Regions from separate parts of the Homo sapiens genome. Here regions 1, 2 and 4 are each linked to region 3. A link is a contact called in ENCODE Hi-C or POLR2A ChIA-PET data. All regions are on one chromosome and are shown on one strand. Each heading gives the region's core, a stretch centred on a gene start or an enhancer-like site at or near the end of the contact. The rest is flanking DNA. Distances are from core to core; before and after follow the strand shown. Region 1 holds the start of MTMR14 (myotubularin related protein 14). Region 2 holds the start of METTL6 (methyltransferase 6, tRNA N3-cytidine). Region 3 holds the start of MKRN2 (makorin ring finger protein 2). Region 4 holds the start of JAGN1 (jagunal vesicle mediated transporter 1).

Region 1 (6,905 bases), core at 3,370-5,869, 2.9 Mb after region 3:
TACATACGGTAAACGCTGGTAAGCCTGTCTTTACACAGTGTACCTCCCACTCACACTCTCTAAAAAAGGGACACTGATATTCAGAGAAGTGAAGTGTGAAGTCAGCTATCTTAGGACAATGAGCTCTAGGGTGGAAGTGAAACAGCAATCAAGGGCTGTTACTCCCAACCCCTCATTCTATGCCATGCCACCTTGCCAGTCTGACTTGTCCAACCTTGAAGTAAATAAAAATGCCAATAAGGATTAACACCTGGGGAAAGTGATTCTGCCCTGCCCAGCTACAGACTTCCTGGCCACAGGGATTAGCTGCCACGGACTCCCCAGACATGTACACTACGGTCACATGATGCTCACGTGTCTTTCTCCTTCTCAGAACTCTCATACTCCAGGAACACGATGTGCCGGGGATAGTGGCCACAGATATCCCCATTCGTGTTTGGAATCACGCTGAAACAGTAGTCTCGGCCAAACAGCTCCAGACATCTCTTCTCAATGCGCTCAACCTGCACAGAGAAGGAGACCAGAACACAAAGAGAATTCTGGGGTTCTGAGGGTGAGAATTAGGAGGTCCATGGCCTAAGAGGTCACTGGGAAAGACATGTACCTGGGTGATAATTATTCTGTGCTGGGAAGATGTGATGCTAGGCCACAGGTCCTACGTGTAGTCCATTAACCCATATATTGTATACTTCAGGAAGGATTCTTAAACCCCTAACAATGAATCTGAAATTGTGGGTATTGAGCATTTGGGGGAGACGATTACAGCTTTCATTAGATTCAAAGAGGTCTACAACCCATAAAACATAAGAACTCTTGGTCCAGGTTACTGAAACTGCCACTAATCCACTACCTTCATTGGTCAGCTTCCCCATTCTCTTATTTATTTTTTGAGACGGAGTCTCGCTCTGTCGCCCAGGCTGCAGTGCAGTGGGGCAATCTCAGCTCACTGCAGCCTCCGCGTCCGGGGTTCAAGCGATTCTCCTGTCTCACCCCGAGTAGCTGGGATTACAGGTGCGTAGAACCACGCCTGACTAATTTTTCTATTTTTAGTAGAGACAGGGGTTTCACCATGTTGGCCAGGCTAGTTTCAAACTCCTGACCTCAGGTGACCCGCCCACCTCGGCCTCCCCAAGTGCTGGGATTACAGGCGTGAGCCACGGCACCCGGCCTTTATTTTTTTAAAAGACACAGTCTCACTCTGTCATCCAAGCTGGAGTGCAGTGGCACGATCTCAGCTCACTGCAACCTCAGCCTCCTGGGTTCAAGTGAGCATATTTGGCTAATTTTCATATTTTTAGTAGAGATGGGGTTTCACCATGCTGGCCAGGCTGGTCTTGAACTCCTGATCTCAAGTGATCCGCCCGCCTCAGCCTCCCAGGTGTGAGCCACCATGCCTGGCCTCTTCCCCATTCCTTTTTTTTTTTTTTGAGAAAGAGTCTTGCTCTGTCACCCAGGCTAGAGTGCAATGGTGTGATCTCTGCTCACTGCAACCTCTGCCTCCTGGGTGAGCCACCACGCCCAGCCAACAAAAAATTTTTAATAGAGATGGGGTTCATGTTTCCAGGCTGCTCTCGAACTCCTGGGCTGAAGCAGTCTACCTGCCTTGGCCTCCCAAAGTGCTAGGATTACACGCGTGAGCCAGTGTACTGGCCCTCTTCCCCATTCTTTAGCCATAGACTAGTACCTACAAGCTCTATTCCATGCAACCAGTAAAAGCTGCAAAGTCTCTTTATACACAACTTGCTGGTGAAATAGAAGAAACAGCTCCCCCTAAAATTACTTATTTTGATCACAGTTCAGAGAAAAACACAACAGAAAAAAGGCATAAGAACTGTAACATCAAGAAGTTTGCAAGAGGGCCAGGCATGGTGGCTCACGCCTATAATCCCAGCACTTTGGGAGGCACCGAGGAGGGCAGATCACTTCTGATCAGGAGCTTGAGACCAGCCTGGCCAACAGGTGAAACCCTTTCTCTACTAAAAATACAAAAATTAGGCTGGGTGCAGTGGCTCATGCCTGTAATCCCAGCAGTTTGGGAGGCCAAGGCGGGCAGATCACGAGTTCAAGAGATTGAGATAATCCTGGCCAACATGGTGAAACCCCATCTCTATTAAAAATATAAAAATTAGCTGGGCATGGTGGCGGGCGCCTGTACTCCCACCTACTGGGGAGGCTGAAGCAGGAGAATCGCTTGAACCCAGGAGGCGGAGGTTGCAGTGAGCCGAGATCACGCCATTGCATTCCAGCCTGGGCGACAGAGTGAGACGCCATCTCAAAAAAAAAAAAAAAAATTAGCCAGGCATGATGGTGCATGCCTGTAGTCCCAGCTACTAGGGAGGCTGAAGCAGGAGGATCGCTTGAATCCAGGAGGTGGAAGTTGCAGCGAGCCAAGATCGCACCACTGCACTCCAGCCTGGGTGACAGAGGGAGACTCCTTCTGAAAAAAAAAGTTTGCAAGAAGTTAGTCCAAAGGTAGTGAGTTATCTCAATCGATTGTTCAGTTACAGATCTAACTCCCTGTTCTGCCTGAATTGTTATAAATACATATAAATATATATACATCTAAGTTTGCAGGAGATCAGAAGGCCTGGAGAGATAATTAAGGCCAGCCGCAGCCAATATGAGGTGTAACTTATGCTAACCCTAATCTTCAGGGTCATGTAAGTTGGAAGAGGGGTCCAGAAAAACCAATGACCTACAGCCACTCAAAAGACCCTTACTGGCCAGGTGTGGCGGCTCACGCCTGTAATCCCAGCATTTTGGGGGGCTGAGGTGGGAGGATTGCTTGAGCTTAGGAGTTTGAGACCAGCCAGGGCAATATAGCGAGACCATGTCTCTAGGAAAATAAAGAAAAATTAGCCAGGCATGGTGGTGTGTACCTGTGGTCCCAGGTGCTTGGCAGGCTTAAGTGGGAGGATCGCTCAAACCCAGGATTTCGAGGCTGCAGTAAGTCATGGTTGCACCACTGCAATCCAGCCTGGGCAGCAGAGCGAGACCCTGTCTCAACACAAAAAACAAAAACAAACAAACAAAAAAGCCAGGCGCGGTGGCTCACGCCTGTATCCCAGCACTTTGGGAGGCTGAGGTAGGCGGATCACCTGAGCTCAGGAGTTCAAGACCAGCCTGGCCAACCTGGGGAAACTCCATCTCTACTAAAAACTACAATAATTAGCTGGGCGTGGTGGTGGGGTCCTGTAATCCCAGCTACTTGGGAAGTTGAGGCAGGGAGAATTGCTTGAACTGGGGAGGCGGAGGATGCAGTAAGCTGAGATTGCGCCACTGCACTCCAGCCTAGGCGACAAAGCGAGACTCCTTCTCAAAAGAAAAAAAAAAAAAAAGCAAATTCCAGGATCCCACCCCCAGAAATTCTGACTTGGTAGGACTGGGTGGGACTAAGGAATCTCTGTTTTCACAAAGTATCCCATAAGCACAAATTTTAAAAGTACCCCAGATGATCATTAAACAGGTGGTCCCCAGACTATACTTGGAAAAATTACTTGGCCATTTGGAGAGTGAGGAAGTCCAATCCTTACTGAAGTCTTCCCTGGGTTACTTCAGAGACTACAAGATGCCAACTACAGAATAGCAACTCACGGTAATCTCTGAGGTCAAATCAGAGTTCTGTGGTGCAGGATGGAACAGAATTCCACTGGAAAACTTGGTGCTAAAGCTGCCAAAACCACGTGGGGGAATGAGATGGCAGGGTCGGCAAGATTCCCACCGCACTGCCAGCCAGTGCTTAGGGTGGGGATGGCCTGAGCTGACAGGAAGCCCTCCAGGTCTGGCGATAAGACGACTGGGTGGAAATCCCAAAGGGAGCAAAAAGAGGAACGGAGACCTGCTTTAGATAAAGGAACTGAAAGGGAGTGTGGGTTGTCTTCCTGCTCTATAGGGGAAGGAAAGGGATGGGCCTAAGTCATGCTGAGACCTTATAAGGGGGCAGCACACTGGGTTCACCTCCTGGCTCCATTCTGACCTCTGACCCCGAGGAATCGTCTCCCTATTTTTCTTAGCTTTTTCTTGGGGCTTTTTCCCTGACACAACTCATCCTACGGCACCTGAAGCAGGGAATAGACCTTCCTTAGGTCCTCCTCTCTGATCTTTGAACCTGGCCCCTCAGCTTGATCTCTCACCTCCAGACCCCTTCTCAAACAAGAAGGACCTCTTTGCTGGGCTCATTCTGACCCCAGTTCCTCCTTTTATGGTTGTCAAGACCGACTCTTATACTCCGGATACAGACCCTGGAGAACTCCTCTCTCTCTCTCCTCTTCCTCAGCGGCGAGGTACCACTCCTACCTTTTTCTGACCCCTGGCCTCAGCCTTTCCTCTGTAACTTCCCAAGTTAGGAGCCTTCCCCAGCTCATCGCACCTCCAATCTCACCTTAGAGCCGCCGGTCCCGCTGCCATCCTTGGCCCGGTACTGAGTCCGGGAGAACTCCTCCAGCAGCTCCCCAAGCCCCAGCTCCTGAGGCGGCTGGTTGCCTGAAGAGGCCGAGGACCCCGCCGAGGCAGCGGCGGCGGCGGCCCGAGCGCCGGCCATGGCCCAGCCCCGCGTCCCCTCAGTGTGCCTCAAGCGGGCCCATGGCACCTGCCTGCACCCAACTCCGACACTAGAACCTCCGGAACCGCCTCAGCCACCGCCTTCTACTTCCACTTCCACTTCCGGCCCCGCCCCGTCCCGCCGGATGTTTACTCCGACTCTGGCCAATCGGAGCTCTGGACCCGCGCCCCGCCTACGATTACTGGCCCGCCCCCGGCGCAGAGCGATCCTTCTATCCACCAGGGAGGCCACTGGCTGATACCGCGTGATCCGCCCCAAGGGGTTTCCCCCGGGGAAGCCGGGCTCAACCATTGGGCTGCCGGGGGAGGGGGGTAGCAGGAAGGAACCATTGAAAAGAACCAGAGGAAAAGTGGAATCAACAATTACAGGGAAGCCGAGCGTGGTGGCTCACACCTGTCATCCCAGCACTTTGGGGGGCCGAGGCGGGCGGATCACTTGAGGCCAAGAGTTCGAGACCAGGCTGCCAAAATGGTGAAACCGCATCTCTACTAAAAATAAAAAAATTAGCCGGGCATGGTGACACCCACCTGTAATCCCAACTACTTGGGAGGCTGAGGCAGGAGAATCGCTTGAACCCATGAGGCTGAGGTTGCAATGAGCCGAAATCGAACCACTACACTCCAGCCTGGGTGACAGAGCAATACTCTGTCTTAAGAAAAAAAAAAAATTACAGGGCGAGGAGGAGAGAACGCTTGGAGGCAACAAATTAGTACTAGAAACCATAATGGCAGTGGTTACCAATATTAAAACATTTCAGCCGGCCGCGGTGTCTCACGCCTGTAATCCCAGCACTTTGGTAGGCCGAGGCAGGCGGATTATGAAGTGAGGCATTCGAGACCAGCCTGATCAACGCAGTGAAACCCCGTCTCTACTAAAAATACAAAAATTAGCCGCGCGTGGTGGCAGGTGCCTGTAATCCCAGCTACTCGGGAGGCTGAGGCAGGAGAATTGCTTGAACCCGGGAGGCGGAGAGTGAGCCGAGATCGCGCCACTGCACTCCAGCCTGGGTGACAGAATGAGACTCCGTCTCTAAAACAAAAACAAAAACACAACATTTCATAAAACCCTTTCTCCCCCTGCTGCTCACAACATCCCTGTGAGTACAGTGCATTATATCATCAGCCCTATTTTATTGAGGTAGAAACTGGGAGTCAGGGAGGTGAAGCGACTGCCTTGAAATTCTGTGATGAGAAGCCTCTCATTATTATTATTATTAGAATATTTCAGACATTCGCAAAAGTGGAGACAATAGTATAATGAACCCTCATGTACCCATTAACTGGTTTTGAACAATAATCAACATCTGCTTATCTATCCTGTTTAAGCAGTCCCTTCCCATCCAGGGAATTATTTTAAAGCAAATCCCAGACATCACATTATTTCAGCTGTGAATACTTAAGCATTTATCACAACAGATTTGTACTTCAAAAAAAAAATACATAAAAAATATAAGGCTATTAACATGCCTAAGAAAATTAACAATATTCCTTAATGTGGTCTAATACCCAGTCTGAATGAAAGTAATTCGTTTTTGTTAAACTTTTAATAGAAGTATGATATGTACACCAGCGCCCCGGAACCCTCCTCCTGACCACTTTCAGTCACTACCCACTCACCAACAACCACCCACCACCCTGCCCCCCCAACTCCTCCCACCCCCAGTTAATCACTATCCTGGCTTCTAGAGTTTTAATACGGTAGATTGGTTTTTAATTTAATTTAATTTTTTTTTTTTTTTTTTTTTTAGAAACGGTTTCACTCTTGTTGCCTAAGCTGGAGTACAGTGGCATGATCGTGGCTCACTGCAGCCTCCAACTACTGGCCTCAAGCAATCCTCCTGCCTCAGCCTCCCAAGTAGCTGTGACTACAGGCATGTGCCACCACACCCAGCTACTTTTTAAATTTTTTTGTAGATACCGAGTCTCACCATGTTGTCCAGGCGAGTCTCAAACTCCTGGGCTCAAGCAATCCTCCCACGTCTGCCACCCAAAGTGCTGGGATTACAGGTTTGAGCCACTACTCCTGGCCTACTAGATATTTTCTGACAAATCTATATACGCATTTGTCTTAAACACCAAGGAATGAAATGACTGGATTATATGGTGTTAAAGAAAAATTACAGGCCGGGCATGGTGGCTCATGCCTGTAATCCCAGCACTTTGGAAGGCCAAGGTAAACTGATTACCTGAGCCCAGGAGTTCGAGACGAGCCTGGGCAACACGGTGAGACCCCCATCTCTACAAGAAAATCAACCAGGTGTGGTGGCGCACATTGAGAGGCTACTTGGGAGGCTGAGGTGGGAGAGGATCCCTTGAGCCAGGGAGGTTGAGGCTGCAATGAGCTG
Region 2 (6,108 bases), core at 2,481-4,980, 2.9 Mb before region 3:
TTTAAACTCCAGACCATAAGCTCCACCAGGGCAAGAAATGTGCTTGTTTTGTTCAAGGTTATATACTTCATGCCTAGTAATGGGCCAATGTGTGGGAGGCATTTGATTAATATTTGTTGAATATCATATTTAATGCCTTGCTTAGAATAAAAAACTGCTTGGCTCTTTGACTCCTTATTTATATAGTAAAAATATAGAGCTAGAAAGAACTTTAGGGACCATTTTTCTAAACCTTTCATTTTACATATGGGAAACTAAGGTCCAAAGGGAGATGATGTAACTTGCCAAAGGTAACAAGTAATCAAACAGCAGTTTGAATGGGCAATTTTTCCTCACCACAAAGCTTTCCAGATCTCCCTGTCCAGAGACTTTTCATTCTGTCTCCAGCTACCGAGAACTTATGTTCCAGGACAGGGGTGTGACATGCAATAACACATGTTCACTAAGAGCATCATGTGACCCTTTGGTGCTTTGTCATTAGTGCTGCCTTGGGCAGAGCTTCACAAAAGTCTTTCTCTGCAAGGGTTCTTAATCCAGCTTTCAATTTAGTTCTTCATCCCTAAATCAGCTGAATGTGCCACACCTGTGGTTCCTGCCTGCCTTAACTCCTGGCTTGGTTGCCTCACACTCCTGAGCTGTTGTGGCCATATAATCAGCAGGGCACCTAGGGCTTTTCTGTCTGGAGTTGCTTGGGAGAAAAGCTATATCTAAAAGAGGGGCTAGGTGTCCAGACAGGAACCTTGTCTACTCAGTAGCAGATGGGGGAAAAGGAAGATTGGGGAAAACGACGAATAATCTTTTTTTTTTTTTTTTTGAGGGGGAGTCTCACTCTGTCGCCCAGGCTGGAGTGCAGTGGCGTGATCTTGGTTTACTGCAACCTCTACCTCCCAGGCTCAAGCGATCCTCCCAGCTCCGCTTCCCAAGCAGCTGCAACCACAGACATGTGCCATCACCCCCAGCTAATTTTTTGTATTTTTGGTACAGACGGGGTTTCACCATGTTGCCCAGGCTGGTCTTTAACTCCTGAACTCAAGCTATCCACCCACTTCCACCTCCCAAAATGCTAGGATTACAAGAATTATTTTTAATCAAGCACCTGCCTAGCATGAAGTCCACCCCACCCCACTCCCCAAAATTACTTTTTTCCTTAAGTTGCCACTTTAGAAATCTAAACATTTTTAAAAGTAGGAAGTTTAAATTGCAATAATATAAAAGACAAAGATTCATTGTGATCTTACATTAAAAAAAAAAATGAAATAAACTCACAGGGATATGTGGCAGTGTAATTGTGACTTCATCTCCTTTGCCAACTTGAAGCTCTCCTTCACAGGAAGTGTCTATAGATGCTGGTTTAAAATCATCTAAAGGGAAAGGAAAAAAAGCACTTACCCACCAGGTTACTTATAATAAGGGTTTCCTGGGCATCTCCATTTAAGAATTAAAATTATTACTCAGATGAATGGAAAATAAAAATAATTTAGAATTCTTAAAAAACTGTTTCGTTATGGAAAACTTCAGATACACAAAAGTAGAGAGAATCGTACAATGAGACCTGGTATACCATTATCCAGTTTCAATTATTACCAACTCAGGGACAATCTTGTTTCATCTACACCTCCACATACTTTTCCTCTGACCCCCTTTTGATTATTCTAGAGGGAAAAAAGAATTTACAGGCCATTTTATTAAACAAAGATATTCCCTTCTCCCAAGGGAGAGAGGAAAATTGTCTCATCATCCATAATAAGTTGCTTTTTTAGGGTTGTGAGGATCAAAAGTAACAGCATATGAAACAGATTCTGTGACTGTAAACTCTATATGAAATATGAAAGGCCACAGCATCATCAAAAGCTGATTTCATTCCGCATAGAAACTGTCAAAATTAGGATTTGCCATACTCAAGTTCCATAGCTGTTTTTTGTTTTTTTTTTTTTTTAATAGTGATGGGGTCTCACTATGCTGCCCAGGCTGGTCTCAAACTCCTGGGCTCAAGCTATCTGTCGACCTCGGCCTCCCAAAGTACTGGGATTATAGTGTCAGCCACCACTCTCAGCCAGTTCCACAGCTTTAACAAAGACACTTCGTAGATGTTCATAGCAGACAACTGAACTGTATCTCCGCAAGTTATCCTGCTCGTGTTTCTAAACTGCAGTTAGAATACAACATAATAGCCATCTTAATTCACATTCACACCTGCCTCAAACTGCAGGACAGGTGCACACATGAACTATATGATTTAAATTCCACATTGCCCTTCACCAAAAGAAAACATCAACTTAGTAAACTCTTCAGGAAATGATGTTCTTATCTTATTCCCATCTCTTCTCTCTGAAAGAGCTGGATCTGCTGTCAGTAGGAAGCATAGCAATGGCATGGCAAGTGACTACACAAAGATGGGATTTCATTATCTAAAACGCCCTCTTCACATGTGTTGAGTCACATCTATTAGGTCCTCTGACAAAAACAAGTCTTAACAACAGCGTTAGCACCACGGAAACCAGAAGTTCATGAATCACGGAGGGATGCTCTGTCAGCCAATTCCTAACTGCCAAACCTTCACCCAGGACATAGGGTGGAAGTGCACTCTCTCAACAGCGTCTATAATTATGTAGAAAAAGGTCCGGCATAATGACTATTTGGACATTCCTTACGCCTGCTCTCTTCTGCTTCCAAACGTAGACCAATCTTTAACCTATCCCAGGCTCACGAACTCTGATTTGACTCTTTACCCACAAGGAACTTGGTCTGGAGGAAAAGCCCGGGTGGTATAGGTGACCTCAAAAGACATCCAAGTCAAATGAAGCACAGAAAGGAGATGGAAGAAGACTCTGATGAGGCGCAGAGAGGATGCCAATTCTTTGGCTGTAGAGGGGACAAAGCACAGTATTTGGGAGTCCAGGACCAAGTCGGAGGAGAAAAGCAGGGAAGAGAATGGGTTCTAAGGCAGTGGATGAGGCTCATAACAAACAAGAAGCGTCTTTTAAATGTGGAGAACCCTGATGGGAGCATCGGAAAGGAGGGGAGGGGTTTCGAGGGAGAAGTGGACCCGGATAAGAGGGGGGAGGTTTGCCTTGGGGGAGGGAGGTTTGCCTTAGGGGCGAGGTTGGGGGCGGGGAGGGATGGAAATGGAAAGAGGCCAAAGACCTTTGGAACTAGTGTTTGAGACTGTGAGGTAGAAGAATAGTAGGGAGTGACGAAGATTTGGGAGAAATAATCTGGGTAAAAGAAGGGACAAATCGATGTCCCAAAGGATTTGGGGTTCGAGAGAAAGTAACTGACGCTGGCAGGGGGTTCCCTGGAATCTGAAGGGCCGAGGGAAGAAAGGAAGGAGTCAAGGTTGATATGTGGCGGCTGGAGCGGCCGAAGGGAACCGTGGGGAGCGCTGACTTACAACGAATAGTGTGGAAGGAGGCCCGCGGCCGCTTCTCGAAGCTCTCCCCGAGCCTCAGGCAATGTTCCTCGCGGTCCAGCAGCGGGTTTGCGGTCCCATTCATGGCCCCGCACCTGCCTCGCACCCAGATCGGCGCTCTCCCGGTGCAGCCGCGATCCGAGCTTCTGGCGCTGGCGTCTGGGAGGACTGTGCTTCCGGGCCACCGCTCTGGAAGACAAGGAGAGCCGAGCCGGCACCCACCCGGGTCCAGAAGCAAGTTCTCTCCTCTGCGTGGGGGTGAGAGAGGAATCTGAGGAGGCAAGGCCGTGGGACTTCCGGCGTCGGGTAGGAACTTCCGGGTTCCTAGCGGAAGTGGCGGGGGCGGTGCCATGGCAAAAGAACTCCCGGATAATCCGAATTCGTGGTCCTCAGAATTGGTTTAGGGTTGTTTCGCGGTTCTTCCCGTATTCTGCCTCCGAGGCCCAGTGGGGCTGGCTGTGGGGTGAGTGCGCCTGGCCCTAGCCCTGCAGGTGAATTTAGGAACTGATGACGGTGAGCCCTGAGCGTGGCTGACTAAATTAACGCGGGTCGGCTAGCCATCATGGACGCCCTCCTCAGGGTCTAGGGGCCCATGCAGCCTAGTCTATCCTGAGGGTCCTGAGATGGATCCTCGGGACCTCAGCCACGCGTCATTGGGTCTCTTTCTCCACTTTGCCCGGTGATGGCGGTGCGAGGGTCTCAGTCCCTGCAAAGTGACGCTCCCTCTGGTTCCTATGACAGCCTCTTGTGAGTGTGATCAGGAAATGAGCCCACCCAGGCTTAGCTTCATTTCCCCCGAAAAAACGGAGGTCCGACCCTTGGGAAACGATGACCTCACTTGTATCTGACAATTGACCACCCGCTTCCAGCTAAGGCCATTGTGGTTTTTAAGTCACCCCTTTCGCGGGCACCGAAAATTGAGGAATATTTTCTTCGCAAGGTTTCCCAGTCAGTTCTTGAGAGCGTCCTTTTTCGTAAACTAAATCGATTTATTGTAATAGTTGACTCATCTGGTTTGAATAAAAGTATGGTGCATGAGATAGTCTGGCCACTGAAATGAATGTAAGCCCACTGAAGGTAGGGACTGTGTGTTTGTCTTCTTTGTGACCTCTCATATAGCGGGAAGGATTTTTTTTTGTACAGTCTGCATCTCATAAACATTTGGTGAATTGAACCTGGCGTCTTGAACTGTAACCACTAACCAGAATCTAATTCTTTTCTCTGCGAAGCCCCCTGTGCTGTTTGAGGCGTGAAACTCACCTCAGGAAATGTATCTGATCCATTAGCGTGGATTCATATTATTTGGTGATGGAGAATCTTCAGCTGTGTTAAGTGTTACCGTCAGTTTCAGAGATGGCTTCTTTGCAAAGGAAAGGGCTGCAGGCAAGGATTCTCACCTCTGAAGAAGAGGAGAAACTGAAAAGAGACCAAACTTTGGTGTCTGATTTTAAACAGCAGAAATTGGAACAAGAGGCTCAGAAAAATTGGGATCTTTTTTACAAAAGAAATAGCACTAATTTCTTCAAAGACAGACACTGGACCACCAGAGAGTTTGAGGAGCTAAGATCATGTAGAGAGGTAAGCTAATATTACGCCTTATCTGAGCTGTTCTTCATTTAAAATGTGAAGAGGGTGCCATGGCTCATGCCTGTAATCCCAGTACTTGGGGAGGCCAAGGCAGGCGGATCACGAAGTCAAGAGATCGAGACCATCCTGGCCAACATGATGAAACCCCGTCTTTACTAAAAATACAAAAATTAGCTGGGTGTGGTGGTGCTCGCCTGTAGTCCCAGCTACTTGGAAGGCTGAGGCAGGAGAATCGCTTGAACCCGGGAGGCGGAGATAGCAGTGAGCCGAGATTGTGCCACTGCACTCCAGCCTGGTGACAGAACGAGACTCTGTCTCAAAAGAAAAAAAAATGTGAAGAGGTGTGCTGTATTGCATTCCTAGGGAGAGTGCGAAGTAGAGAATTTAAGAAGCCTATCAAAATGCTTTGCGTTTTAGGAGAGAAATATACTGTTTGGTCTTAACACCAAAGTTTTAGCAGTTTCTGGTTTGGTTAACATATAGGAGAGAGAACTTTAGTGGGTGTTTTCTATTTCTTTAAGCTGATCTGATAGTTGTAAACATTATATATTAAATTCAAGAGCCAGGTCTGGTGGCTATTGCCAGCTACTCCAGAGGCTGAGGCAGGCGGCTTGTGCCTGTGAATAGTCAACATGAATTAGCCAAGCCTAGGCAGCATAGTGAGACCCTATGTTCTGAATTTTAAAATTTTAAACATTAAAAATTTTAAAAACAAAAATATAAATTCATGCTAAGTGACTTCAGTGACAGATTCAGAATAATATAATAGTTAATGTTAGTAACTATTTACCATGGCTGTTTTCTACATGGCCTATCATTTGACCCTTATACCGGCTCTGTGAAGTGTAAGTATTAGTATTGTACTCATTTGTCCCCAAGGTAAAATTGAGGCACAGAGCTGTTTAAGTGATTTACCCAAGGATAGAATGCAGGGGAGGAGTTGAGATTTGGGTGCTGGCAGTTTAACTCCAGAGCCGAGTTAGCCATTGTGCTGTTTTTTTCCTCCACACCAAATTGTTAATGTTGGATGACAAATGAAGTACCAGTATTAGCTTTTGCTTATTAGTTCTCTTGTTGATCGTCTGCTCCATGGGGTCGGAGACCTCTCATAT
Region 3 (6,771 bases), core at 3,160-5,659:
ATTGTTTCTTTTGAAGCAATTAGAACAGAAAATTTCCTGAAAGAACCAGGGTGGAAGACTACCACAGGCCCTCTACCAGATACTATTTGTTAACAAGGCAGACAAGAAGAAAGACTTTTTTAGGTAGTGGTCTCCTGCAAGGATGCCTTTTATAATTCTACCTCCGCCTTCCATACGTCCTATCCAGAAAACTTGCCTTCCAAACTGCACTAATTATCTCTTCCACTAAAATACAAATATTTAACTGCCAACCAGAGCTTCTAGTTAATTTTGCCATTTATAAGCTGGTGACTTCATAAAAGCCACTTCACTTCTGTAAGTGACTGAGCTGAGATTTAAACAGATTCAAAAATAATTTCTAGACCACCATCACTGCCTTCAAGAAAGGAAAGTATGAAATGAGAGTTATGTAAGAGGTGAAGTCAGCCCAGTCCTATTTTTGTAGCATATGTCACCATTTCCACTCCCCAGTGACAAGCACAAAGCCACCTAGAGCACATCCTGCTTGTCCTTTGGGGCATCTCTGTCATGTGCTTATAGTCACTCCTCTCCATCTATGTTATACTGATCTTACTCCAAGCCTCTTTCATGTTGCGCTTTGTAATGAATTTCCAACTGCTCAACCTTTCTGATGGACAAACCGCCCCTCATATCTTCCAAGAGAGACGACTGAGACATGAACTGGAGGAGGGGAGAGACGACTAGGTGGGTGAAGTGCATAGCTGGAGACTCAGAGCAGGTAGGTTCTTTCTGGGGGACACTCCAAAGGGGTGTTACCCTGGGTAAACCCAAAAGACTGTTTCAGACAGTATGGCTATTATACACTGCAGAGCATATCAGGTTCACTGCTGGCCACAGAACCACCAGCAGCTCCAGCAGCAGCAGTGCTAAGCAAAACAATCAATCTGGTTTCTTACAGGCCCTTGAATGTTGCCTGTTTAGCAAAACGCTTTTGCAAATCACTTCCAAGTATACAGGTAATTTGCATCCTCAGTGTCTTTTTTTTTTTTTTTTTTTACATTTTCCTACATATTTTCACAGGCTAAAATTTTACGGCTATACTCCTTGTGACAGCAGATCCACTGAGGGGGAAGGAAGCAAATGGTAGGCACTGTGGCAGGCTTGCAATAAATGTACTGATTAGAGGCGGGAATGAAATGAAGTACAGTGTGGTGGTGAAGACACTGAAGTCAGACTGCTTGCTATGTGAGCTTAAGCAAGTTATTTAAGTCACTGAGCCTCAGTTTCCCCATCTGTAATGTGATTATAATAACTGCACTTACTTCATAGACTGCTATGATAGACTACTGGGACATTTAACTGAGAAAATGCATGTAAGTGCTCATCCTAATACAAAATAAATGGTTTGTTGCTATTATTTAATTTTTAAACAGCCCTGCCGGTTAGGCATTACCATCCTCATTTCACAGATGAGGCAGTTGTTGCACAGGTGGTACCAGGATTAGAATCCAGAACTGCCCAACCCTGGGGCTCAAACTCTTCCTACCACCTGCCAGCTGAAAAGATCCCCCATGTTTTGTGACTTTCAAAGAATCAAAAGCCCCCTAGGTTTGACTATCTTAGGACAATGAAATCCTGTGTCTTCTAATAGTGATTATGAGATGCAGGGAAGCTCTATCACAAGAGGAGAAGGTGAAATAAACTGGTTACTAAGCTATAATAAGGGCCTCCCCCAGGGCTCCGAAAACAGACTGGAAGACAGGGAGATGGTTGTGGGGGAGGGGAATCAGCAAAAAGGCACAGATTGAGATTCTGGATAGAGCGGCATGTCAAGGAATCAGAAGAGCTGACTGACAGCATAACTGTACGAGCAGTCATTTTTACCACTCCAGGCAATAAAAACATGGAGTGTCTTTGTCATTAGGTTTGAGACTCCTAGCATTTGATAAGCAACTCTTGGAGATACATAATATCTAACAGATTGGAAGCAAAACTGACATTATTCTGCTGTCATTCAAAATAAACATGTACATCACATCCCACAGTCAGGAAAACAAACCTAAAACTTTGTGACCTGAGATTAAAAAAAACAAAAAAACAAACAAAACCCACAAAAAACCGCACACGCTGCTTAGATCTGGTCCCCAAAATAAATCATACCTTGAACATTTCCTATAAATTATCAATGTCTAGAGACAAGGCTTTTGTTAATGAGATAATAAAGTGAGAAAAGCTTTTGGTAGATAAGCTGGTAGAAAAGTTGATGGTAGATAAACACACTAATGTAAACTTGGTACTCTTGGTCATATTGGTTTTTTCCCACTTAAAACACCTGTTATGTTTTTTATTTGGCAAGGCAGTCATCGGGAGCCCTGACTCCTTTACACCCTTTTGTGAGTAAACTTCTTTGCAGTTTTACATATCCTTGTATGAGTTTCCTTTCATGGGAACACATTAAAAGCTTTGATAAGTCCTGCAATAAATAAATTTTAATTTAGCATTTCAAAACTTATCTGGAGGCCCTACAGTCTATGAGGGCATGAACTTTGATTTCACACCTCTGTCACTTGGAAGCTAAATGACCTTAGGCAAGTCGCTTCAATGCTGAGGCTCAGTTTTACGATCTGTGGAAGAGCGCTGGTTGCTGGATTATACACTACAGTACCTAAGAGCCGCAGCACATTGTAAGTCCCCAACAAACATGACTAAACACTTAAACAGAAGTGATCCCTTCTCAACATTCCAACCCAATCTTCATTTATATGGAGCAACATCCTACAGAACACCCCTGTTTGGGAAACAGAATTAAAGCTTTCAAGTCAAGCTATCTCCAGGTATACAAGGAAAAAACCAAGATGATCCTGATTTAGGTCCTTGTGCCTCTACTAAGGTGTAAAATTTTAGGCAAATTTCAAGTCTTTCTGAGCATAAGATTCCTTATTTGTAAAATAAGATACTACAGAGTTGAGATTCAATTATAAAGCATTATTACATAAATGTGTACTGTTTTGTGGACACTTCTTAGATGAGGTACGGGAATAAATGGTAGAATTAAACCATAGAGCGAGGGGAGGAATACAGAGGTTTTTCTAGGAGGCTACAAGCTGCTTTACAGTGCACAATGACCTAGGAATACTTCCTCCAGCAGGAGAAACTTTATACAAATAAAAATACGTAAACACACACAAACCCGTCTTCACAAAACACCTTCTAGTACAAATAACCTAGTAAAAGTCTTTTTATAGACACTAGGTGCAAATTTCTGACAACAGCTTAACATAAGCCACCTGGGCCTTGGATAAATTGAACAGTAAATGTACACTAATGCTAACAGAAAACTTACTACACAGTCACGTCTCAACTATTCATACCAATGAAGAGAAGTAACAACATAGAAAATAAACTGTTTATTACACAAACTCTATAACTGTTTTTAAGCAATGTTTCCCATAAAAATTATTAAATGAAATTTGCATTTTCCAAGCATACAATTCAATTTGCGTTTTCCAAACATACAATTCAATAGGACTAGACTCCATTACCAGTAAGCCACAAGCTGACCAAGCAATGAGGGTGTTACACAACCACACTATTCTATTTCATAGGAGCAGTCGTAGTGTAGCTATCTGGCTATTTTCTACAATAAACCATCCATTACCGTCGCATTTCTCCTCGTAAATGGCTCTCTCAGTAAGATAAATGAGTGTCAACGTCTTTCGGTCTCAGTTTCCTGCACTGTAAAATGGTAATAATAACTACTAAGTTGTCTTACTGTGAAGTCTGATGATAATGAATATAAAGGACTTGGAAATATGCAGGGCGCTTCGCCGATATTCACAATATGCTACCTGTCGTTATTTTCCACACAACAACTTTTACTTGTTAACTCTCTGCAAGTTTAGATTGCATCTGGATTCTCCAAACTTTGAGGCCCTCATAATCGATTAACAAATTACTCCTATGTGGTATCCCCATTTGTAACCGTCCTCTCGGCGTCCCTTTACTCAACTTCAAATCTTTTCCAGTTAAAGCGTAAGCCCCAGAGCCTTCCCGACAGCGCCCCGGCATCCTGCACGGCCCTGGCTAGGACGTCCTTCCTCCCAGCCCACAGGGGCCACGCTTCAAACTCGGGGCGTAGCCCCCCGCGCTGGCCTCGCCCAGCGTCTCGGCCACGCATCCCCCGGATCCCCGGCTGTGGCGGCAGCGCTCGCTCTGCCTCGCAAAGCCCCGCCGCGAACAGCCGAGTAACTTTCCGAGTCCCGCTCTAGCCTCAGGTTCCCGGACCACAGCACTGGCGCGCACCGGCCCCCCTGCGGCCTGGGGGAGCGGCCCGAAGCTCCTGGCTCCAGCGCACTGACCTGCAAGTGATCTGCTTGGTGCTCATGGTGGCTGGGCTGAGGGACCGTCGTCGTGCCGCCGCCTCTCGCAGCCGCTGCCGCCTCGGCCTTGGCCCTGGCCCGGCCCATCCCGCGTAGCCGCGTCACGCCGGCGCACGCCGGCGCACGCCGCCCCTCCGGTGTGGCACCTTTGTAGCGCCGGCGGGTAACCTAGCCGTCGTCACAATTGGTTCCGCACCGGGGATCGGGCCGGCTGTCCCGGCATCCCTGCTCTCGGTGTCCCGCACTTCCAAGCCTCCGGGGCGGAGCCTGGCTGGCATCTTAGTCCTGCCAGTCTTATCCCGATGCCTACTGTTAGTGCCTGCGATTCTGCCCCGATCGCCAAGAGTATTCCTTAGGGATCTCCCGCCTCCTTCGAGGCACTTCACCACTCCTGGGGAAACTCCAGCCTCTCCTCTTAATCCCGGATGCCCCTATCCATTCATACTCGCACTCACTGGGCACCCTTCTCAGGCCCTGCCTCAACTGTTCCCGCCGGACCTCGCCTCCCACTTAAGGAAATTCCTTAGCTCTCTCCCAACTGCTCTTTCCCCAAATCTCTACTTCCACAAGTTTTAGTCTTCATTTTCTTTCCTGCCAGTCTTGTGCTGCTCGTCTTCCATTTCCTATGGTGGAAACCCCAAAAGTTATTTTTGACACTTCCCTCTAGCTCTCTATACCCTGCAGATTCTGCTCCCACACCTCTGTCCAATGCGTCCTCTTCTGCCCCCTTTCCACCGTCCCTTCTACCTAGCACCATGCGATACCTTTTTTTTTAATTATTATTATTTTATTTTTTATTTTTTTGAGACGGAGTTTCTCTCTTGTTGCCCAGGCTGGAGTGCAGTGGGGCGATCTCGGCTCACTGCAACCTCCGCCTCCCGGGTTCAAGCGATTCTCCTGCCTCTCAGCCTTCCACGTAGCTGGAATTACAGGCGTGCACGCCTGGCCAGCCATGCGATAGCCTTTTAACTGGTCTTCTGGCTTCCGTTCCTGGTAAAAATCTATTTTTAAAACATAAATCGGATCATGTCATTCACCTTTTAATCTTACAATGGTTTCTCATTGCTTAAAAACTCGAGATACATAACATGCACAATATAAGTGCACCAAACACATTCTATGAATTTTTGCACATGCATACACTCATGAAACTACCACCCAGATCAAAATAAAGAATTTTTTGTTTTGTTTTGAGGCAGGGTCTTGCTCTGTCGCCCAGGCTGGAGTGCAGTGGCGCCATCATAGTTCAAGCAGTCCTCTGCCTTAACCTCCCCAGCAGCTGGGAATACAGGTGCGCGACACCATGCTCGACTAAACTTCAAAATGCTGGAGTAAGGAGAGGTTGAGCCGGAAGGATCCTTTGAGCATAGTTCACTGCAGTCGAGGCTGCAGGGGGTGGGTGGGGGCTGGATATTATCGACACCCCAGAAGGGCTTCCTTATGGTCCTTCCCAGGCAATACTTTACAAAGGTCATTGCTTGGGTTCATCTCTATCACTATAAATTAGTTTAACTGTTCTTGACTTTCATATAAATAATAATTCAGTACCTACGCTTTTGTCTGCCTTCTTTTGACCAACATTTTATCTGTGAGATCTTTCCATGTTATGTATGTATAGCTGTATGTTCTTTTTTTACTTTGCTATAAAAATATTGAGTCTTCCAATGAATGAGCATGGTATATACTTCCAATTATTTAGAACTTTTGAAATTTTTCTCAGGAATTTGGAAGTATACTGGAAATTTTGTTTTCAGTGTCTTGAATATTGCATTTTAACTCATAACACATTTGATCCATGCAATTCATGCTCATAAAAATTACACGTCTTTTTTTTTTTTTTTTTTGAGACGGAGTCTTGCTCTGTCACCCAGGCTGGAGTGCAGTGGCATGCTCTTGGCTCACTGCAACCTCCACCTCCCGTGTTCAAGCGATTCTCCTGTCTCAGCCTCCGGAGTAGCTGGGATTATACAGGCGCACGCTGCCACGCCCAGCTGATTTTTTGTGTTTTAGTAGCGACGGGGTTTCACCCTGTTGCCCAGGCTGGTCTCGAACTTCTGAGCTCAGGCAATCCACCCGCCTCGGCCTCCCAAAGTGCTGGGATTACGGGCGAGAGCCACCGCGCCCAGCCCATGCCACTTATTTTTAAAATTCAGCTTATCTCATTCTTTATGGAATACATTCACGATCTGAACGTTATTATGTTCAAATATTTTAAAAGCGTAAAGTGAAAAGTCTCAGTCTCCTGTCAATTTAGTTCCCGCCTCTTCAAAACAAAAAGCAGAAACATTTTTTAAAACCTCAAAACCTGGCCACTGTTATCAAATTTGTATACATCTTTCCAGAATTTCTTTAAATATACACAAGTAAATACATATATATTATTTTCTCCTTTTTGTAGAAAAGATAACATAACGTACTGTTCTGCACAGCG
Region 4 (6,641 bases), core at 3,777-6,276, 2.7 Mb after region 3:
AACCCGGGAGGCGGAGGTTGTAGTGAGCCAAGATCATGCCACTGCACTCCAGCCTGGGCGACAGAGTAAGACCTTGTCTCAAAAAAAATAAAAATAAAAAAAATAAATAAAAAGAATTGCATGTTTTTCACACCTCCTGTGCAGCACCTAAAAGCAGTAAAATAAGAACTCAGAGAAGGAATTCATGTTCCTTGAATTGAAGGAACCAGAAAGCTCAAGAATTGCCATATTAACTGGGCCTTAAAGGATAATTAATAAAGCAGTATAAAAATAGAAAAGGGAAATTTTTAAGCAAAGGAAACTGGGAAACCACGAAACCTACATGGGGATCCATAAGAGGTTTAGTTGACTAAGACAGCATGAGACTAGGGGTATTGGGAGATAATGCAGGACTGGTGGATTGGGACCACTTTGGAAACCTCAGAGCTTAAGGCATTTAAGTTGCAACAAAGATCATAGTAGGGACTTAATGATCATGGAACAGATAATCCAGAGCTGTACTCTTGGTATATACTCACTTGAACAAAGGGATGCAGGAAGAGGAATGGGTATGAGGCAGAAACACAAAGGTCTGTTTGGGACATACTTATTTTGAGATGATAATTAGGACATCTAGAGGAAGAGGTTTTAGAGTTGTAAGTACTGCCAGCCAGGCGCGATGGCTCACACCTGTAACACAAGCACTTTGAGAGGCTGAGGCAGGAGAATCACTTGAGCCTGGTAGGTAGAGGCGAGCCAAGATGGCGCTACTGCATTCCAGCCTGGGTGAGGGAAATGAAACACTGCCTTTAAAAAAAAAAAAAAAAAAAAAAAAAAAGGCCAGGCACGGTGGCTTACGCCTGTAATCCCAGCACTTTGGGAGGTTGAGGAGGGCGGATCATGAGGTCAGGAGATCGAGAGCATCCTAGCTAACACGATGAAACCCCGTCTCTACTAAAAATACAAAAATTAGCCGGGCGTGGTGGTGGGCACCTGTAGTCCCAGCTACTTGGGAGGTTGAGGCAGAATGGTGTGAACCCGGGAGGCAGAGCTTGCAGTGAGCCGAGATCGTGCCACTGCACTCCAGCCTGGGCGACAGAGCAAGACTCCGTCTCAATTAAAAAAAAAAAAAAAAAAAAAGTGACTCAGTAATGACTAACTACATACACAATGTTTCTAGAACAAAATAATGACTACATCTCTGGAGAGGGCAGAGCTCTGCAGTTACAGATCTGGGCATCATCCAGAGACAATAAAATCAAGTGCAAAGAGACACATTATCTTTCATGCAATAAATACTGCCAGAATTTTAGGTGTGAAAGGGCCTTTAGTTTAATCACAGATCTCTTCCTTCCTGTTTTTAATGTACTTGCTCCACATCATTAGATATTATGTTCACTGTTTCACATGAATAACAAGTTTCTACTGAATTGTAAATCCCTATAAACCGAGGTACTTTAAAATTCTTTTGGATGCCATTATACAGTAGTAGACTCATAACTGATACCCAGTTAACACTGAAAGATAAATGTGAATATCCAACTAAAAGAAGAGCCCATAACCTAAGGTAGATAAATGAGAATGGACTATTTCATAGATGGAGAGATTAAATGTCTGGCCCATAGTTCTTACCAATCAGCTGTAGGTTACAACTATGACTTAGGTTCCCCATACCCAGTCTACTTCTCTATGGCCACTGCTAGGTTTCTCAAGGAGCTTCTACCCATCATCTCCTAGTGTCTAAGGCCACACCTTTCAAGCAACACACCTTTCACACTCTATCAAGCCCCAAACACAAGGCACAGTGTGGGCAGGGCCATCTTTATTGAGGTTTTTAATTAAAATGCTTTGCAGAGGAGACCACAGCCTGCCAAGGGAGCAGCTGCCCAAATGTTTCCTGACCCGTGACCTAGAGATGAAGTAATTTGATTTATTCCCTATTTCCTTTAGTCTCAATGGCTAAGGGGTAATGGATGGAAATGGGGAGAATGACCGAGTAGAGGCAAGGACGAAGCTCATTCTTAAAGAAAAACCTCAAAGTTCAACTTCAAACAGCTGAAATTTGTTTCATAGCTGTTGGTCACCCAGTTCTAGCCAACCAGGAATAAATTATAGTTTTGCCACCTCAGCAGATGGCAAAAGGAGCTTTCCAGAACTTTGGCCTGGTCTGCACCAGGTACCAACATCACAGCTGCTAAAATCACCAGAAGGGATTTTGGAACCGCTGTACTAGTGTCCTTTCATTCGATGGGATGTCCAGGCTTCACCCCAAAGAGGCTTCATTTATGCTTCTTCTCCTGTGTGCTGGTGAACCAAGAGTCTAGGAGCTTCTTGCTGTAGTACAACTGCCAGGCATGCACTTGCACTGCCAACACCAACACCAGGTACATGATGGAAACGGCAGAAAAACCAAAGAGGAAACGGTAGGCCTTGCCATGGCGGTAGAGCTGCTGTGCAGCAGGGAACATCTCCATGCTGCCATAAATGAGTGGAGCGATGGAAAAGAGTCCCATGCTGATCATGGAGAGCACCAGGTAGCTAATGTTGTTGCGGGGAAAGGAGAGAAGGCCCAAGAGAGAGGGCAAAATGCTCAGCAAATACGGGTATTCCCACTGATAGGGCATGGCCACCTGATCATGTGACAAGAGCCTCAGGTGTCCCACGCTCATCTTAGCAACCAGCAGCAGCCATATGACCAGATGTACGTAGATCAGCTTCTTGATTTCATACTTGAGAGTCACACTGTGGGGCAGAGCAGAGGGAGAAGTATCTTTCAAATTTTTCTTACCACCAACTATATGCCAGACAACTGTACTGGACACTGGGATACAAATTTGAATAAAACAGCCTAGAAGCCGGACACAAAGAACAGAGGAGGAAAAAGTAATTAGAAAATGAAGTGAAAAAGTTCTAGTAAATATATGTTCCCAGATATATGGGATCACAGGAAGGAGGAATCAACTCTGCCTGGCATGGAATGTCAGAGATGGCTATCTAGAGGCAGGTGATATCTGAACTAGGCTCAGGAATGAGTGAAGATGGGCATCCCATGCAGGAGCATGCAGACAAAAAGGCCCAAGTATTTGTGTTCCAGGAAAGCAAGTGGTTATGTGTGGCAGGAACATATTGTTAGGGGGAGAGGGGTAGTGGGATATGAATCACAAAGACTATGAGAGTTAAAAGTAGAAGAGGCTGGGCTCACAACTCTAATCCAAGCACTTTGGTAGGCTGAAGCAGGAGGACTGCTTGAGCCCAGGAGTTCGAGACCAGCCTGGCAACAAAATGAGACCCCATCTCCATAAAAAAAAAAAACAACAACAATACTACTAATAAAAAGGCAGGGCTGGGCGCGGTGGCTCACGCCTGTAATCCCAGCACTTTGGGAGGCCGAGGCGGGCAGATCACGAGGTCAGGAGATCGAGACCATCCTGGCTGACACGGTGAAACCCTGTCTCTACTAAAAATACAAAAAAATTAGCAGCACGTGGTGGCGGGCGCCTGTAGTCCCAGCTACTCGGGAGGCTGAGGCTGAGAATGGCGTGAACCCGGGAGGCGGAGCTTACAAGTGAGCTGAGATCGCGCCACTGCACTCCAGCCTGGGCGACAGACCGTGACTCCGTCTCAAAAATAAATAAATAAATTAATAATAATAATAAAGGCAGAAGGGTAGCTCAGAGCTGTGTTTAGCAAGAGGACGCTGACTGCACCATAGGATTAAAGTCTGGCGGGAGAAGGTATTGGCAGAGAGGAAACGTACTCAGGCCGCCCATACTTCTCCAGCTAGATTTTTTCATCCAAAAGAAGTACATACTTATCTTATTCTTCTAATTCTCTCACGTCCCAAACGTATCCTCCTCATATCCCTAAAGGCAATGTTTCTACTCTGGGCTGGCATGAAAACACCTGCTTAAGTTGTGAGGGCCCTTTCAGCCGGGGCCTAGAGATGTGAAACAAATGAGAGTTCAAAGAGCTTGTCATTCTTTAAAACTCTGGAGAGAGAGATGTGAAGAACATTCTGGGAGAGATCAATGGATTTAAGGAAGTAAAAATTTTAAAATTTTTATTTAAAAATATTTATTGTAGAAAATGTGGAAAGGTTGGAAAAAAAAAACAGTCATCTCTAGACTTCAAGCTCCATGAAGGCAGGGAACAGTTTTTTTTTTCTTTAATAAAATTGTTTATTGAAGGTATAACATGTATACAAAGACCACGTCTGCTTTTGCTCACTATTATAACCTAGTGTCTAGCAGTGTATGATGTTTGGAAGCTCAGTATTTGTCGAACTAGTAATTGAATGTAGAAATACCCCTTACGTGGGAGTGTTTATAAAATTCATTTTAGGCAAGGCGTCCTTAGGAAAGGCTGCCTTTTACTGTCTATATCCCCCCAAACGGCCCAAAATATAACACCTACCATATATTACGTGGTAGGCCTTATGCTACTTTCTTTACACGAATTACTGATTAATCTTTCACCAAAACCTAAAAGGCAGATTATTCTCTCCCTCTACAGATGAGGAAGCTGAGGCTCAAATTAGAAATTCGGTTTCGAAGGTGATACAGCGGGGCCAGCATCGACGTGACTCGGGAGCCCACGCAGGGCGGGAGCCCACGCGGGGCTGGATCCCCTCAAGGCACCGGGCGGAACAAGGGGTGGAGCTCGCGGGGGCCACGGGGCTTTCCAGGATGGGGGACAGGCCCGAAGCCGTCACGGGAGGAGGGGACTTGGCAGGTGAGCGGGGGCTGGCTGGGGAGCAAGACCCTGAGGCCGGGCCGGCGTCGCTCCCCAAGCCCCGCAGGCTCCAGCGGGGGAGAAAGCCTCCGTGCTCCTCGCCTCACTTCATACCTCATCTGGTAGTGCATGGCGACGCGCTCCCGGTGCTGAAAGTCGCTGCCGTCGGTGCCGGCCGCTCGCGGGCCTGCTCGAGACGCCATTGTGCCTGCCCAGAACCCCCGAACCCCTCACGCGGACCTGGTACCGCAACGACACCGCCAAGCGGCCCACTGACCCTATTTGCGCCCCCGCAGCCGCGCGGCTCCGTGAAGAGAACTTCCGGCCCCTCTGTCTCTGGAGGACCGACTCTATGGTCACTCCTCTCCGCGCAGGCGCCCTCGTTCCCTCTCGCCCCCGCCCCGCCCAGCCCCGCCTCTTGTGGAGCGCGCAGGAAATTAATCCCCAGCCTCTTTTGCTGGCGCCCAGAGGCCGCTTGAACACTTTTACTTTCTTAAGCTGTAATATCAGTTAGGATACTTCTGTCCACACTTTACAGAGGGGGAAACTGATATATTCTATGACTTTCCCTGGAGCACACATCATTCACACAGCCTCACACCTTTAATCCCAGCACTTTGGGAGGCCGAGGTGGGTGGATCACTTGATGTCAGGAGTTCAAGACCAGCCTGGGCAACATGGTGAAATCCCGTCTCTACTAAAAATACAAAAATTAGCCAGGTGTGGTGGGTTCCTGTGACCCCAGCTACTTGGGTGGCTGAGGCAGGAGAATCGCTTGAACCAGGGAGGCAGAGGTTGCAGTAAGTCGAGATTGTGCCAATGCACTCCAGCCTGGGGGACAGAGTGCAGAGTGAGACTTTGTCTCAAAATAAGTTTCTCACATTTAATTATTGCAAAGAGAAACAGGGAATCTCTCAGTGAGGAAATCTGGCTTGTCTCCCTTAAACATATAGTCAGTTAATTTGATCAATAATGAGATAAACTGATATCTTGTGCCTCTTTTAATAGACTGAGGACACAGCATCACTTCTATGATGTTTCTGCCAAAAATACCTAACTGAATCTAATCATGAAGAAATGACATAAATCCAGACGGAGGGACAGTCTAGAAGAGAGCTGGACTGTACTCTTCAAAAATGTCAAGGCCATGAAAGAAAAATTATTTCCAAATAAACTTTATCTGTAGAGACAAAGTAGAATGACCATTGCCAGAAGCTCGAGGGGTGGACAGAGAATGGGGAGCTAGTGTTTAATGGGTACAGAGCTTCAGTTCGGGAAGATGAAAAAAGTTCTGGAGATGGATGGTGGTACTGATTGCACAACTATATGTGTGTGCTTAATGCCACGGAAACTGTACACTTAAAAATGATTAACATAGTAAGTTTTATGTTATGTGCATTTTACCACAACAAAATACTAAGCGAAACTTTAAAGAAAGAAGTTATATTATCCGAATAAAGAAAAAAAGAAAGAAAAAAGCATGTATAGTGAGCATCTTCCATGCACCAGGATGCTCTGCTATGACCTGGGGACGCAGAAATAAACATGGTCCATTTCCCCTGAGGGATCCCAGCCCAGTCGGGGGAAGAACTTGTACCCATGAAGCTAAGAAATTCAAGAAAACACAGGAGGCTGAGGGAGGAAAAATGAGGCCTCTCTCCCTGACCTGGAGGGTTAGGAAAGTCTCTCTGGAGTGGCAGCAATTGAGCTGAGGTCTGAAGCCTGAGTGGGAATTGGCTAAAGAGGTGGGGAGCGGAAGAGCTTTTCAGGCAGAGGGAACAGCATGTGTGAAGGCCCCAAATCCAGAGAGCACTTGGCTCTTCAAAGAACTGAGAAACTTAAGAGTGACTGGAGCATTTGGAGGGTTCAGTAAAGAGTTAAGTCTTTATCCCAGGGGGTTTGGGGAACCACTAAAAGGTTTAACCAGGAAA

Evidence for each region. A loop is a pair of places that touch in the nucleus more often than their neighbours do. ChIA-PET counts read pairs that join two places held with the same protein, here RNA polymerase II (POLR2A). Pooled maps may share reads with other maps.
Region 1: a map of CD8-positive, alpha-beta T cell shows a loop between it and region 3 (6-fold over the local background). The contact joins the promoter of MTMR14 here to the promoter of MKRN2 in region 3. A Hi-C loop is called at or near these places in 2 of 168 maps with a recorded cell type or tissue (CD4-positive, alpha-beta T cell and CD8-positive, alpha-beta T cell) and 6 of 50 pooled maps.
Region 2: a loop to region 3 is called in a map of B cell, with 21 times the contacts of the local background. The contact joins the promoter of METTL6 here to the promoter of MKRN2 in region 3. A Hi-C loop is called at or near these places in 4 of 168 maps with a recorded cell type or tissue (B cell, CD4-positive, alpha-beta T cell and naive thymus-derived CD4-positive, alpha-beta T cell), 1 of 37 single-sample maps with no recorded cell type and 11 of 50 pooled maps.
Region 4: a pooled map shows a loop between it and region 3 (25-fold over the local background). The contact joins the promoter of JAGN1 here to the promoter of MKRN2 in region 3. A Hi-C loop is called at or near these places in 6 of 50 pooled maps. POLR2A ChIA-PET finds 5 or more read pairs at or near these places in 2 of 52 experiments (GM12878 and OCI-LY7).

Annotation. Positions count from the first base shown.
Region 1 is chr3:9,647,219-9,654,123 of GRCh38, reverse strand. MTMR14 (myotubularin related protein 14) reads right to left here and starts at 4,619. Exons shown (of 19, transcript NM_001077525.3): 1 at 4,382-4,619; 2 at 355-503. The coding sequence starts at 4,540. RefSeq lists silencers at 4,455-4,554, 4,655-4,764 and enhancers at 4,636-4,805, 4,092-4,987, 4,795-5,024.
Region 2 is chr3:15,425,166-15,431,273 of GRCh38, reverse strand. METTL6 (methyltransferase 6, tRNA N3-cytidine) reads left to right here and starts at 3,730. Exons shown (of 6, transcript NM_152396.4): 1 at 3,730-3,872; 2 at 4,639-4,987. The coding sequence starts at 4,763. It overlaps EAF1 (ELL associated factor 1), which reads right to left and starts at 3,676. Exons shown (of 6, transcript NM_033083.7): 1 at 3,392-3,676; 2 at 1,267-1,361. The coding sequence starts at 3,494. RefSeq lists an enhancer at 3,320-3,599 and a silencer at 3,596-3,759.
Region 3 is chr3:12,554,725-12,561,495 of GRCh38, reverse strand. It overlaps MKRN2 (makorin ring finger protein 2), which reads right to left and starts at 4,409. Exons shown (of 8, transcript NM_014160.5): 1 at 4,320-4,409. The coding sequence starts at 4,345. It also overlaps a transcript of MKRN2OS not described here. RefSeq lists enhancers at 275-364, 3,690-3,749, 3,659-4,182, 4,570-4,629, 4,680-4,789 and 1 more and a silencer at 4,310-4,399.
Region 4 is chr3:9,888,995-9,895,635 of GRCh38, reverse strand. It overlaps JAGN1 (jagunal vesicle mediated transporter 1), which reads right to left and starts at 5,026. Exons shown (of 2, transcript NM_032492.4): 1 at 4,825-5,026; 2 at 1,287-2,721. The coding sequence starts at 4,913. The coding sequence ends at 2,259.